Regions from separate parts of the Homo sapiens genome. Here regions 2 and 3 are each linked to region 1. The links are chromatin contacts, found by Hi-C or POLR2A ChIA-PET in ENCODE. All regions are on one chromosome and are shown on one strand. Each heading gives the region's core, a stretch centred on a gene start or an enhancer-like site at or near the end of the contact. The rest is flanking DNA. Distances are from core to core; before and after follow the strand shown. Region 1 holds the start of SPTB (spectrin beta, erythrocytic). Region 2 holds the start of MTHFD1 (methylenetetrahydrofolate dehydrogenase, cyclohydrolase and formyltetrahydrofolate synthetase 1). Region 3 overlaps PPP1R36 (protein phosphatase 1 regulatory subunit 36).

Region 1 (3,643 bases), core at 358-2,857:
CCCTTTCCTGGCTAGCCTGCAAGCCTCCAGGCAAGCACAGGCCTAGCTGTGTCAGGTGCTGGACATTCAGCATACATTAACAATCATTTTGCACTTAGAAAAAAAAAGGTGTTTTCAATTGCATTTTGGAACCTGGGACTCAGAGCAAAAGAATAAAAGCTGAATCCTAAAATAAGAAATGACCTGCCTTGGGTTATAGTGGGGGAAGGGGTGGGCGAAGAGGGAATTCTAGAATAAAATTCAGAGCCATCTGTGAAGCTAAGGATAGGACAGTGGACAGTTGAGCTGTGCCTAAAAATCTTTGATTTGCAGACTCCTCTCATTAGGGAGCCGCCTGAATCTCTTCCCTTAGAAACTAAAATACGGATCGTGACTACCTCCAGGCAGGGGTTTTGCATGACTGCCTCCTACCTGGAGGTGACAGCCTAGTCTCTCCCCACAGAAATTCTCAGTACAAAAAGGCTGTCACTATATCCCCCCACCCCACCCCCCAATCTGATGCATCTAAAATTTAGATGTACAAAAAACAGTGGCTTCTTTTCATTTTCCTTACTCCTGGCTGGCGCCTCTAATTGCTCACTGAAAACAGTGGTTTGGATATTAATAGGCTGTAACTCAAGGCCCTACCTGAAGCTCGTTGTCAGGGAAACAGCACTCCAGCCCCGCAGCTGCTTCCCCAGCCTGGGAAGTACGGATGAGTTGGTGGGAGTTGGGGATTGTTTTACAGCTTCTGTTATTTCTCCCACTTTCTGCTATTTCTCAAGACCAAGTTAGAGGAAGAGGGGAAACTGGAGAGGAGGGTGAGGGTAGAGTAGCCCGGAGAAGCTTAGAGGAAGAGAGGAACTCTTTGGGAGAGGAAGACTAGGGGTCCTTGAAGTATGGCTTGGGGCACTAGGATCTTTCCTCCCTCGGTCTACACGGGGTCACTCTCTGGGTGGCTCCCAGCACCCGGAGGCCCGGCCCCCTCTGCTGCCCTCACCTGTCCCTCCTGCCTGGGCGCTGGGTGGCCCGAGGAGAGCGCAGCCAAGTTCCCCAGAAGAGGGATATGAGCGGCCACAAGGCTGAGAAGCCGGACAAAAAAAGGCAGAGAGCAGCGCTGCGGTCGGACGGGCTAGAGGCGCAATCCCCTTCGCTCCCAGGCCGGGGTCCTGGAGAAGGCGGACGAGAACACGCACCCCCGTCACCCTCTCCCTGCGCCCCGGGGTGACGGACTCTCCGGGATCCCGCTCTCCAAAGCTAGCACCAAGTGCCTCGGACGCCCGCGCGCGTTCCCGCGTCCCGGGATGATCTTTGCCGCAGCTGCCGGGCTTCCCGGGCCCCGCACCCCTCCCACCCCACGCCCGACAACCGGGGCTGGACTCCCACCCGGTCCTCTGGGCCCTGCGCGTCAGGCGCCCCCTGGGCCCAGCGCTCCTTTGAGCTGGCGCCGCGCGTCCCAGCCTTGCGCACCCGCACCCAGCTCCCTTGGCCGCCGGGCCCTCCTGGGACTCACCTGCCCTGGGACTGAAGCGGGGGCCACCCCGAGCCCGGGGGTGGCGGCGGCGGCGGCGCAGGGGGAGGAGGGCAGCGCGGGGCTCCTGGCACAGCGGCCGCCGGGCGCCTGGTGCTGCCGAGCCGCGGACCCGCCCAGAGATATAAATAACATTATCTGAGGAGGGACATTCCTGCCGGGGGACATCGCTGCTGCCGGGACCAGATAGTCCCGCGGCGGGGGCGGGGAGGCGGGGCCGCAGCCTCCCGCAGCGCCAAGCCCAGCCCCCGCCTTCCCCACCCACTCACGCACCTGCCAATCAGCCTCCGCGCCTGGGGGCACCTGCCGGGCCTCAGCCCGGCTCCTGGAACCCGCCTCTGCCTCCCCGCCCGCCGCTGAGCCTGGGGCGCCTCCATCGTCGTTCATTGCCCCTAACCCCGCGCCACCCCGAGCCCCCTGAGGCGGGAAGGGGGTTGGACTCTAGCTCGGGCCTAATTCGTGCGCCCGGAGAGGCAAGCCTGGTGGCGAAAATGAGCCCTCCAGCCTTTCCCGCCCTGCATCCCCACTGCACACAGTTCAGTTTTTAAAATATATGAAAAGACATTTAGGCCATAGGGTGGGCGCGGCGGGTACCCGGGAGGTGAACCCCCGCCGTGGCGGGTTTGGGAGGGACAGATTGTTCCCGGGGGCTGGTGCATTAGAAAGCGCGCTCCCGGGCGGGCTTCTCTCGGCTGGCGGTGGGAGGGCAGGGGGCGGGCACTGGGCCCGAGGGCCCCACCCCCAGCCCGAGCTCAGTGTCGCTGTTTCTGCCCGAAAACCTAGTGTAATCAGGACGAACCAGGCAAAGCTGGCGGCGCGCAGCCTGCAGTCCCAAGGAGCTCGCACATTGTAGGGACTGTAATCAACAGGCAGGCTGCCACACCTGCCCACTGGCACCTCCTGGCCGGCCCGGGTCTCCGGGCGAGTGGGGGTGCCTCACTACAAGCCTGGATGAGGCGCGGCGCAGCAGGCCAGAGGAAATACTAGAACCGATGGTGCCAAAAAGGCATCTCCGAGTTGCCCCCGGAGAGAAACTCAATAGAACACCGGCAGCTTGCAAGGCAGTACATTTTCTTGACTTTCTAACGATCAAGGTCATTGTTCAGTAAGGTTTACGTGTACGCCTTGAGGTAGCTTTCATCTCTTTTCTCCACCTGCGGTGCCTGGGATGATTTCTCACCAGCTATCAACGCAGGTAATCTCAGGTATTATGGAAATGGCCGTGGAGATTAAAAGCGCATAGATGCAGAAGAAGTTTTAACTTTTACTGATGCTGCCTGGTGTTCTTAACAAGGGAACAGTCTTACTCCTGAGTTATTTGCTTGGGATTATAATTGTGCTGTTTTCCAGAATTCACCCAGGAAAGGGGTGTTTGCCAGATGTTCGAGTTTAGTTTATATATTGAACATATGCAAAGATACTTCACTTCCTGCTGCAGTCCCACTTCTTGAGGGTGGGTATTTAGACACTGAGATGTGCTGAGTGGGACAAACGCCCCAGGTATTACAGAGCCACAGAATTCTTCACTCCACCCTCCTCTTGGCTGGATCCTTATTACAGCTCAATTTTCCAAGAGACACTAGTAATATGGGAAAGAGGATACAAAAACATTCATGGTCATCGATAGATTCGCAGTGATCCCCTCCTCCCCTTTGTTGACAACATTTAAGAATGCATTTTTCTATTACTGAGTTAAAAAGAGAAAGTTCTGTTTTGTGAAAAAAAATGTTTAAAAGTCAAATTCTGGCAAGGAAAGCTCAAGAAAAACAGGCCAACTTCAAAAGCTGAGACTATTATATATCTCAAGAAGAAATCCTTCATCTATTTTTGTTAGAAAAAAATGGAGGGAAATTATGTATTTATGGTTTTTTAAAAGCTTGTATGAATAAACTTATTAGATAAATTCATGGTTCTCTAGAATGGTGGTTCTGCAGCTACGTAATTATATACTATGCAAGCCAGATAATTCCTTAGCTATAGGTCTGTGGCACTGAACTGAATAGTTGCATACATATTTTTCTTTGTAGCCTTAAAATTTATAATTTTCAACCATAAGAAAAAATTAATATGATAAAACTCCAAATCAGCAGACAGATTACCCCAACATTTTACAAACCAGCTCAGCTGCTTTAG
Region 2 (3,643 bases), core at 783-3,282, 490 kb before region 1:
GTTTAGGTACAACACAATATGAGACAATGTGTTTTAGGGTTATTATTATAATGACATTATATTACTAAGTCTGTGCCTTTAACATATCACTTGTGCAAACTTTAAGAATAGTAACTTTAAGGCCACGCACGGTGGCTCATGCCCATTATCCCAGCATTTTGGGAGGCCAAGGGAGACTAATCCCTTGAGATCTAGACCAGTCTGGTCAACATAGTGAAACCCCAACTCTACCAAAAATAGAAAAATTAGCCGGCGTGGTGGCATGCACCTGTGGTCCAAGCTACTCGGGGGGCTGAGGTGGGAGGATCATTTGAACCCGGGAGGCAGAGGCTACAAAGAGCGGAGATCATGCCACTGCACTCCACCCTGAGCGACATAGCGAGACTCCGTCTCAAAAACAAAAAAACATATATTAGAAATAATTACCAGAAATAGAAAATCACAAGAGATTATCTAATCCCGTATATGGGGCTACTATAAATAACCTCAGAATTTAGAAATAAGAAAAAAATATTAAAAGCCCCAAAATTAATAAAAAATCAGTTTTAGGCCAGGTGCGGTGGCTCACGCCTGTAATCCCAGCACTCTGGGAGGCCGAGGCGGGTGGATCACGAGGTCAGGAGTTCAAGACCAGCCTAGCCAAGATGGTGAAACCCCGTCTCTACTAAAAATACAAAAATTAGCCGGGCGTGGTGGCGGGCTAATTAGGTGGTGCCTGTAATCCCAGCTACTCGGGAGGCTGAGGCAGAGAACTGCTTGAACCCGGGAAGCGGAGGTTGCAGTGAGCCAAAATCGTGCCACTGCACTCCAGCCTGGGCGACAGAATGAGACTCCGTCTCAAACAAACAAACAAAAAAAGTTTTAGATGAGCTCTGCCAGTAGTAAACGGCTTGTAAAAGAAACCCGGTATCTGGTCAAGTCCTAAGTGACCTGAACCACGCATCTTCAGGACTCTACTGGGATGACTGTAACCTGAACGCGGTTCCTAGAGCAGAGCAAGCATATTCCTTGGACTCAGTAACACAAGGGGCCAGTCCTCTCCAGCATCCCAGCTGCCACCGCCCTGTCAGGCTCCCCAGGCAATTGTCCATCTTACTCCTTCTCCAGCGTGGACGCTTAAGGGGAGGGAGCATCCCTCCTCGAGGGTCAACTGGCATGTAGCTTACGAAGACCGCGTGAGTTCTCCAACCCCAGACTTGCTGCGGGGCGGGGACGTGGGGGTGACAAAATCCAGACTACGACCCTCCATGAGCCCTGGCAACCCCGGGGTGACCCCAACACCGATGAGGCCACGCGCGCTCCAGCTCTGACACTCCTTCCAGATCGGCGGGGCCTGAAACAGCGGGCTAAGCTTCACCTACGGCTGAGCGTCAGATTCAGCTGAGGAGATTCTAAAAGCGCTATGCTGGGCCCAGACCCAGGCCCTCCAGAGCAGAACGCGGAGGGGCCCGACCCCAGTCTGGTGGCGTAGGTGTGTGACAAAGTATGAGGGCGCGCCAAGCTCTCCAGTTCCACATCTGCTGTCGAGTCCAGCGCCTGCCACGCTCCCGTGCGGGGACCCGCCCAAAACTCCCTGGAAGCCAGGCGATTCAGACCCCGCCACCGCGTCCCCAGAGACTGGGCGGAAACCGGAGACTCGCCTCCCGAACCCGCGAAACTATCTCCCGCGAGACTGCCCCGCCCCAACCCCGCCCCGCAACTCTACTCCCTGATTGGCTGGAATTACGGCCGGATTCCGGAGTCCTTTCCAGCTCCCTCTTCGGCCGGGTTTCCCGCCGAATACAAAGGCGCACTGTGAACTGGCTCTTTCTTTCCGCCAATCATTTCCGCCAGCCATTCATCACCGATTTTCTTCATCTTCCCCTCCCTCTTCCGTCCCGCAGTCCCCGACCTGTTAGCTCTCGGTTAGTTAAGGGACTCGGGTCCTTCCGAACTGCGCATGCGCCACCGCGTCTGCAGGGGGAGAAGCGGGCAGGGGCGCAGGCGCAGTAGTGTGATCCCCTGGCCAGTCCCTAAGCACGTGGGTTGGGTTGTCCTGCTTGGCTGCGGAGGGAGTGGAACCTCGATATTGGTGGTGTCCATCGTGGGCAGCGGACTAATAAAGGCCATGGCGCCAGCAGAAATCCTGAACGGGAAGGAGATCTCCGCGTAAGCACCTGACATTGTTGTTGAGTGTGGGGCTGTGGACGAGGGCTCTGAGGGTGTGCAGGTCCCCCGGACCCATTTTTTGCGGGAGGGACACTTGTAGCGGAAGAGTTAGGCCCATAACACCTGAAGACCTGCAGCCAAAGAAAGAGAACCCGGGCACAACCTGCGTTTGCAAGTGGACTGCCTAGTGGCTGTAGCCGCTGGCTCCTGTGCTTCGGGGAAAAGTCCTGTGCCGACTATGCTCCCAAACGCGCAGCTGCTGGTGACTTTCTGCCGGGAGAGTGGGTAGTTGCGGCTTCCTGGAGCCCCCCTAGTCAGAACTCAGAAATCCAATCTACTTAATTCCCGTTAATTTGGAGGTGAGTAGATGGAGACTAGTGAGGTGACAAGGCTTGACAAGACTACAAGGCTGATAATGACAGAGGGTCCTTCCAGCTCATAGCTTTTCCCACTATACCATAGTCTTATCATACGCTAAGTGAAATCTAATACATTTTTCCTTTCTCTTCAATCTCGTGCTTCTCTCTAACAGCCATCTCTCTGCCCTGGTCCTAGAGTTACTTGAAACGTAATTTGGCTCCTGAGTCCTGAGAATATTCTGCATTCCACTTGACCTCTGCCTGTTCTACCCTTGCGGGACATCTGAATGCTTAATTAGTGGGTATCGTTGCCAGCTTTACTCCCAGGAAGTAACACTGGCTGCTTTTTGTCTGGGAGGTGACTGGTGAGGAAAAATGAGAGTAGAAGGAAGAGGGAAAAATATATTCCCTCTAGTAGATGAAGGAGGGAAAGATATATTCTGTGTGACCTTACTGAGTTTGCTCTTGGGACCTTTCACATCACCCGTTATGTAAGTAACTGTTGCCAGCCACAGCAGTTACTAAATTGTAATTGTCCTGTAACTCCTAACTTTGTAATAGGTTTTTGAGTGAATTACAAAGTCATCGGTGGTGAAAAGTCCGGGCCCAGTGGCTCATGCCTGTAATCCCAGCACTTTGGGAGGCCGAGGTGGGTGGATCACCTGAGGTCTGGAGTTCAAGACCAGCCTATCCAAAATGGTGAAACCCCATCTCTACTAAAAATACAAAAAATTAGCCGAGTGTGGTGGCAGGCATCTGTAATCCCAGCTACTTGGGAGGCTGAGGCAGGAGAATCACTTGAACCTGGGGGGCAGAGGTTGCAGTGAGCTGAGATGCGCCATTGCACTCCAGCCTGGGCAACAAGAGCGAAACTCCGTCTAAGAAAAAAAAAAAAAGAAATCACAATACTTACTGCTTAGTGCTTTTCAACATGTGGCTTGCTAAACTGTATTTCTGCTTTACTTTCTGTTTTTGTTTGCTTGTATTCAAACTTACTTCCTTTTCCAGTGGCTTTTTGTTTTAATATAAAAATCTTCCTTTTAGAAAGACTGATTGTGAAGAGATAATTTAGTGCATAATAATAGTGCAGATAATTTAGTACAATAATAATGCATCTGGGCCAGTACTGAGAATAG
Region 3 (3,643 bases), core at 310-2,809, 310 kb before region 1:
TTTTGCCCAGGCTGGAGTGCAGTGGCACAATCTCAGCTCATTGCAACCTCCACCTCCTGGGTTCAAGCGATTCTCCTGCCTCAGCCTCCCAACTAGCTGGGATTACAGGGATGCACCACCACGCCCGGCTAATTTTTGTAATTTTTAGTAGAGATGGGGTTTCGCCAGGCTGGTCTCGAACTCCTGACATCAAGTTATCCACCCACCTTGGCCTCCCAAAGTGCTGGGATTACAGGCATGAGCCACTGTGCCTGGCCCATACCAAACTCTTAATAGTGGTTACCACTAGGGAGTAGGATGGTGACAGAGGTAGGAGGAGAGAATTTTTACTTGATACATTTCTCTACATTTTTTAAACAATGGAAATATATTGTATAATAACTTTTTAAAAATTAAAATTAATTAGTAAGCACAACTATAAGAATTTAGTGTTTGACCTCTCCAAAAGTTTTACTTACAAAAACCAGATTTCTTAAATTTTTAAATATATAGTAGATATAATTTTAAGTGGTAAATTAGTTCTTTGATAGGCATGATAACATAGTTTTCTACTTATTCTTGTGTTGTGTGCTCATATATTTTTTATGAGAAATCTTACATTTGAAATAGGTTAGCATTGACTCTTTTTTTGTTGTTTCAAATCTCCCCATAGGAATAAGAATCTTGATAATTTCCTCATGGCATTATTGTACTACTTATCCCATTACTTGGAAAAAAACTCACTGGAAAAGAAACCCAAAAGCTATATGGTGTAAGTAAGATTTTATAGTGTGCTTTAGAGTTTTATCACTGCCAGTATTAAAAGTAACTTTTGTCTAGGATAAAGAGATGATGGAAATTTTTAAATCTTTGAGATGTACTAAGACATTTTACATGGGAAGAGTGTGTCAGTTTTTAAAGCTCACTGGATAATTTATATGTGTAGTCCAGCAACAAAATATTCCAACTGATACAGACTAGCATTGCACAGTAATGAGATAATGAAAGCCATGTATGTAATTTTAAATTTCTGGTAAACATATCTTAAAAATGTAATAAGATACATGTGAAATTAATTTTAATAGTGTCTTTTATTTAACCCAGTGATGCAAAAAATATTATCATGCAACAGTAGTTGATATATCAAGTTATTAATGAGATGTGTTACTTTTTTGTAGTAAGTCTGGTGTCTATTTTATACCTATAATATATCTCAATTCATACTAGACACATTCTCAGTAGCCACATGTGGCTAGTGGCAACCATCTTGAAGGTGCAGATATAGTTGTTGTTTGTGTGCTTTTTATGCTTACAAAGTTCTTGCTAAAGGGCTTGTAAGCATCCAATTAAAAAAAATCTAAGAATTAAAAAAATTAATATATTTGGCCAAAGTGGCATTCCACATCACAGGAAAAAAAATTCAAGGTTTCTTAGGCTACTTATAAAGAATTTAAATGCTTTAGCTTTAGGCAGAAGTGGCGCAGAGGTGTACACCAGGGCAAGAATCTGGGAACTCAGAATACAGAGCAGAACAATGCCTCTCAGCCTTGGTGACCTTTTGCAAGCCATGGAACTTTCCACACGCCAGGCTGCCCTCCCCAGTACGTGTGGAACCAACCCAATGATTTAGCTGTTAGGAATGCTGGGTAGAGTAATTAAGTTGTTGCTGCAGGATGTTTTCAAAATGCAAAACCCTGTATACAATCAAGCAGTTGGAAAAACATCTTATGGATAGAATAAATGTATCTGGATAGTTTTGTAAAGAACCAAATAAATAATTTAAAAACTCTTGTTCCTGTAAAGCCATCATAATATACAATATCAGTGTTATTTTGGGACTGTATTTCACAACAGGGCAGCCAGAGCATGAAATGTTTCTATGGTAGCAAGCAAAAGGGTTTAAAGCCAGCTGTGGACTTAGAAGGTTTGAAGATTCTTACTATTTCCAAATGAAACGTAATTAGACATTTTTGGCACTTTGGCTTATTACATTTTTTTATCGTATTTCCTCTTCTGAGGCTTATTGCTAATCTGGCAAAAAGATTTGTTTAATTTCTTTTTTCTTTTCTTTTTTTTTTTTTGAGTTGGAGTCTGGCTCTGTCACCCAGGCTGGGGTGCAGTGGTGCAATCTCGGCTCACTGCAACGTCCACCGCTCAGGTTCAAGTGATTTTCCCACCTCAGCCTCCTGAGTAGCTGGGATTACAGGAGCCCACAACCACGCCCAGCTAATTTTTATATTTTTAGTAGAGATGGGGTTTCACCATGTTGGCCAATCTGGTCTCGAACTCCTGACCTCAGGTGATCTGCCTGCCCCAACCTCCCAAAGTGCTAGGATTACAGGTGTGAGTAACCGTGCCTGGCCTACTTTCTTAATTGATAAGAATAGATAATAAGACAGGTTTTCTAGTTGAAGATGCACTAAACATACTAGAACACAGTGGTATAAGGTAGACTGTTCCTTAGAAGGAATCAGTTACTCAGATTGACAAAAACAAACCAATTGAAGCCTTAAAAGTATGGATTTTGGCCGGGCACGGTGGCTCATGCCTGTAATCCCAACACTTTGGGAGGCCAAGGCGAGTGGATCACGAGGTCAGGAGTTCGAGACCAGCCTGACCAACATGGTGAAACCCCATCTCTACTAAAAATACAAAAATTAGCCAGGCGTGGTGGCACACTCCTGTAATCCCAGCTCCTCAGGAGGCTGAGGCAAGAGAATCACTTGAACCTGGGAGGCAGAGGTTGCAGTGAGCCGAGATGGCACCATTGCACTCCAGCCTGGGCGACAGAGCGAGACTCCGCCTTAAAAAAAAAAAGTATGGAGTTTATGGTGTGATTCTAAAAATAAAAATTACAACTTTTTATTTTCAGGCTTCCTGTGGTCAGTTGGTTTACTTACTATAATAGAATTAAATATTGATTGCATTGAGGTATCTGCACAGAAGAAAAAAACTGATTTCAAATACCAAGATAGAGCATAGGGATAGTAATAGCATTTAATTCACAGAGTTATTATACAGAAGTAGATGAGACAGTGTATCTTAACCCAGTGCATGGCACTTGGGAGGAAAGCCTACAGCCGTGAGAGGAAAGCAGAAAAGGGTGAAGATGGATGGCAACGGTACACTTAATTGATGTCAGGTGATTAAAAGCCCTACTTCCAAAAGAAGAAGCCTTATCCCTATTTTACAGATGAAGAAATTAAGGCTCACAGAGGTTAAATAGTTTGTTGGGGATTACGTACCATACCTAGGAGATGACATTACAGTTCCTAGGTGGAACTGATATTAGAACCCAGGTCTGTTTAACTCCAAGGCTTGTGCCTTAATCACTGTACAACATGCCCAGCACTTCCCACCAATCAACTGCACTGTTTTCCAGAGTTTATCTGTCCGTAATTAGAATTTTTAGCTTCTGAACAATTATGTATGTACTGTTTGTTTGTTTGTTTGTTTGTTTGTTTGTTTGAAACGGAGTCTTGCTCCATCAACCAAGCTGGAGTGCAGTGGCACAATCTCGGCTCACTGTAACCTCTGCCTCCCGGGTTCAAGTGATTCTCCTGCCTCAGCCTCCTGAGTAGCTGACACTACAGGCATGTGCTACCATGCCTGGCTAATTTTTTATATTTTTGGTAGGGATAGAGTTTCACCATGTTGGCCAGGC

What was found. A loop is a pair of places that touch in the nucleus more often than their neighbours do. ChIA-PET counts read pairs that join two places held with the same protein, here RNA polymerase II (POLR2A). Pooled maps may share reads with other maps.
Region 2: a pooled map shows a loop between it and region 1 (4-fold over the local background). The contact joins the promoter of MTHFD1 here to the promoter of SPTB in region 1. A Hi-C loop is called at or near these places in 5 of 50 pooled maps. POLR2A ChIA-PET finds 5 or more read pairs at or near these places in 2 of 52 experiments (PC-3 and activated CD4-positive, alpha-beta T cell).
Region 3: a loop to region 1 is called in a map with no recorded cell type, with 2.2 times the contacts of the local background. The contact joins the enhancer-like site here to the promoter of SPTB in region 1. A Hi-C loop is called at or near these places in 1 of 37 single-sample maps with no recorded cell type. POLR2A ChIA-PET finds 5 or more read pairs at or near these places in 3 of 52 experiments (BJ, WTC11 and activated T-cell).

Annotation. Positions count from the first base shown.
Region 1 is chr14:64,878,300-64,881,942 of GRCh38, forward strand. SPTB (spectrin beta, erythrocytic) reads right to left here and starts at 1,608. Exons shown (of 36, transcript NM_001355436.2): 1 at 1,493-1,608. It overlaps LOC105370534 (a long non-coding RNA gene), which reads right to left. Exons shown (of 3, transcript XR_943942.3): 3 at 2,582-3,089. RefSeq lists silencers at 1,719-1,888, 1,939-2,078, 2,149-2,228.
Region 2 is chr14:64,386,321-64,389,963 of GRCh38, forward strand. MTHFD1 (methylenetetrahydrofolate dehydrogenase, cyclohydrolase and formyltetrahydrofolate synthetase 1) reads left to right here and starts at 2,033. Exons shown (of 28, transcript NM_005956.4): 1 at 2,033-2,148. The coding sequence starts at 2,108. RefSeq lists enhancers at 1,096-1,195, 1,216-1,275, 1,796-1,885.
Region 3 is chr14:64,567,697-64,571,339 of GRCh38, forward strand. PPP1R36 (protein phosphatase 1 regulatory subunit 36) reads left to right here. Exons shown (of 12, transcript NM_172365.3): 7 at 653-751. Among named protein-coding and RNA genes, the nearest start is that of PPP1R36, 20 kb to the left of the region's middle. Within about 2 kb of position 1,560, at least 16 of the 41 ENCODE cell types and tissues checked have a DNase peak (open chromatin) inside an H3K27ac peak, as active enhancers do.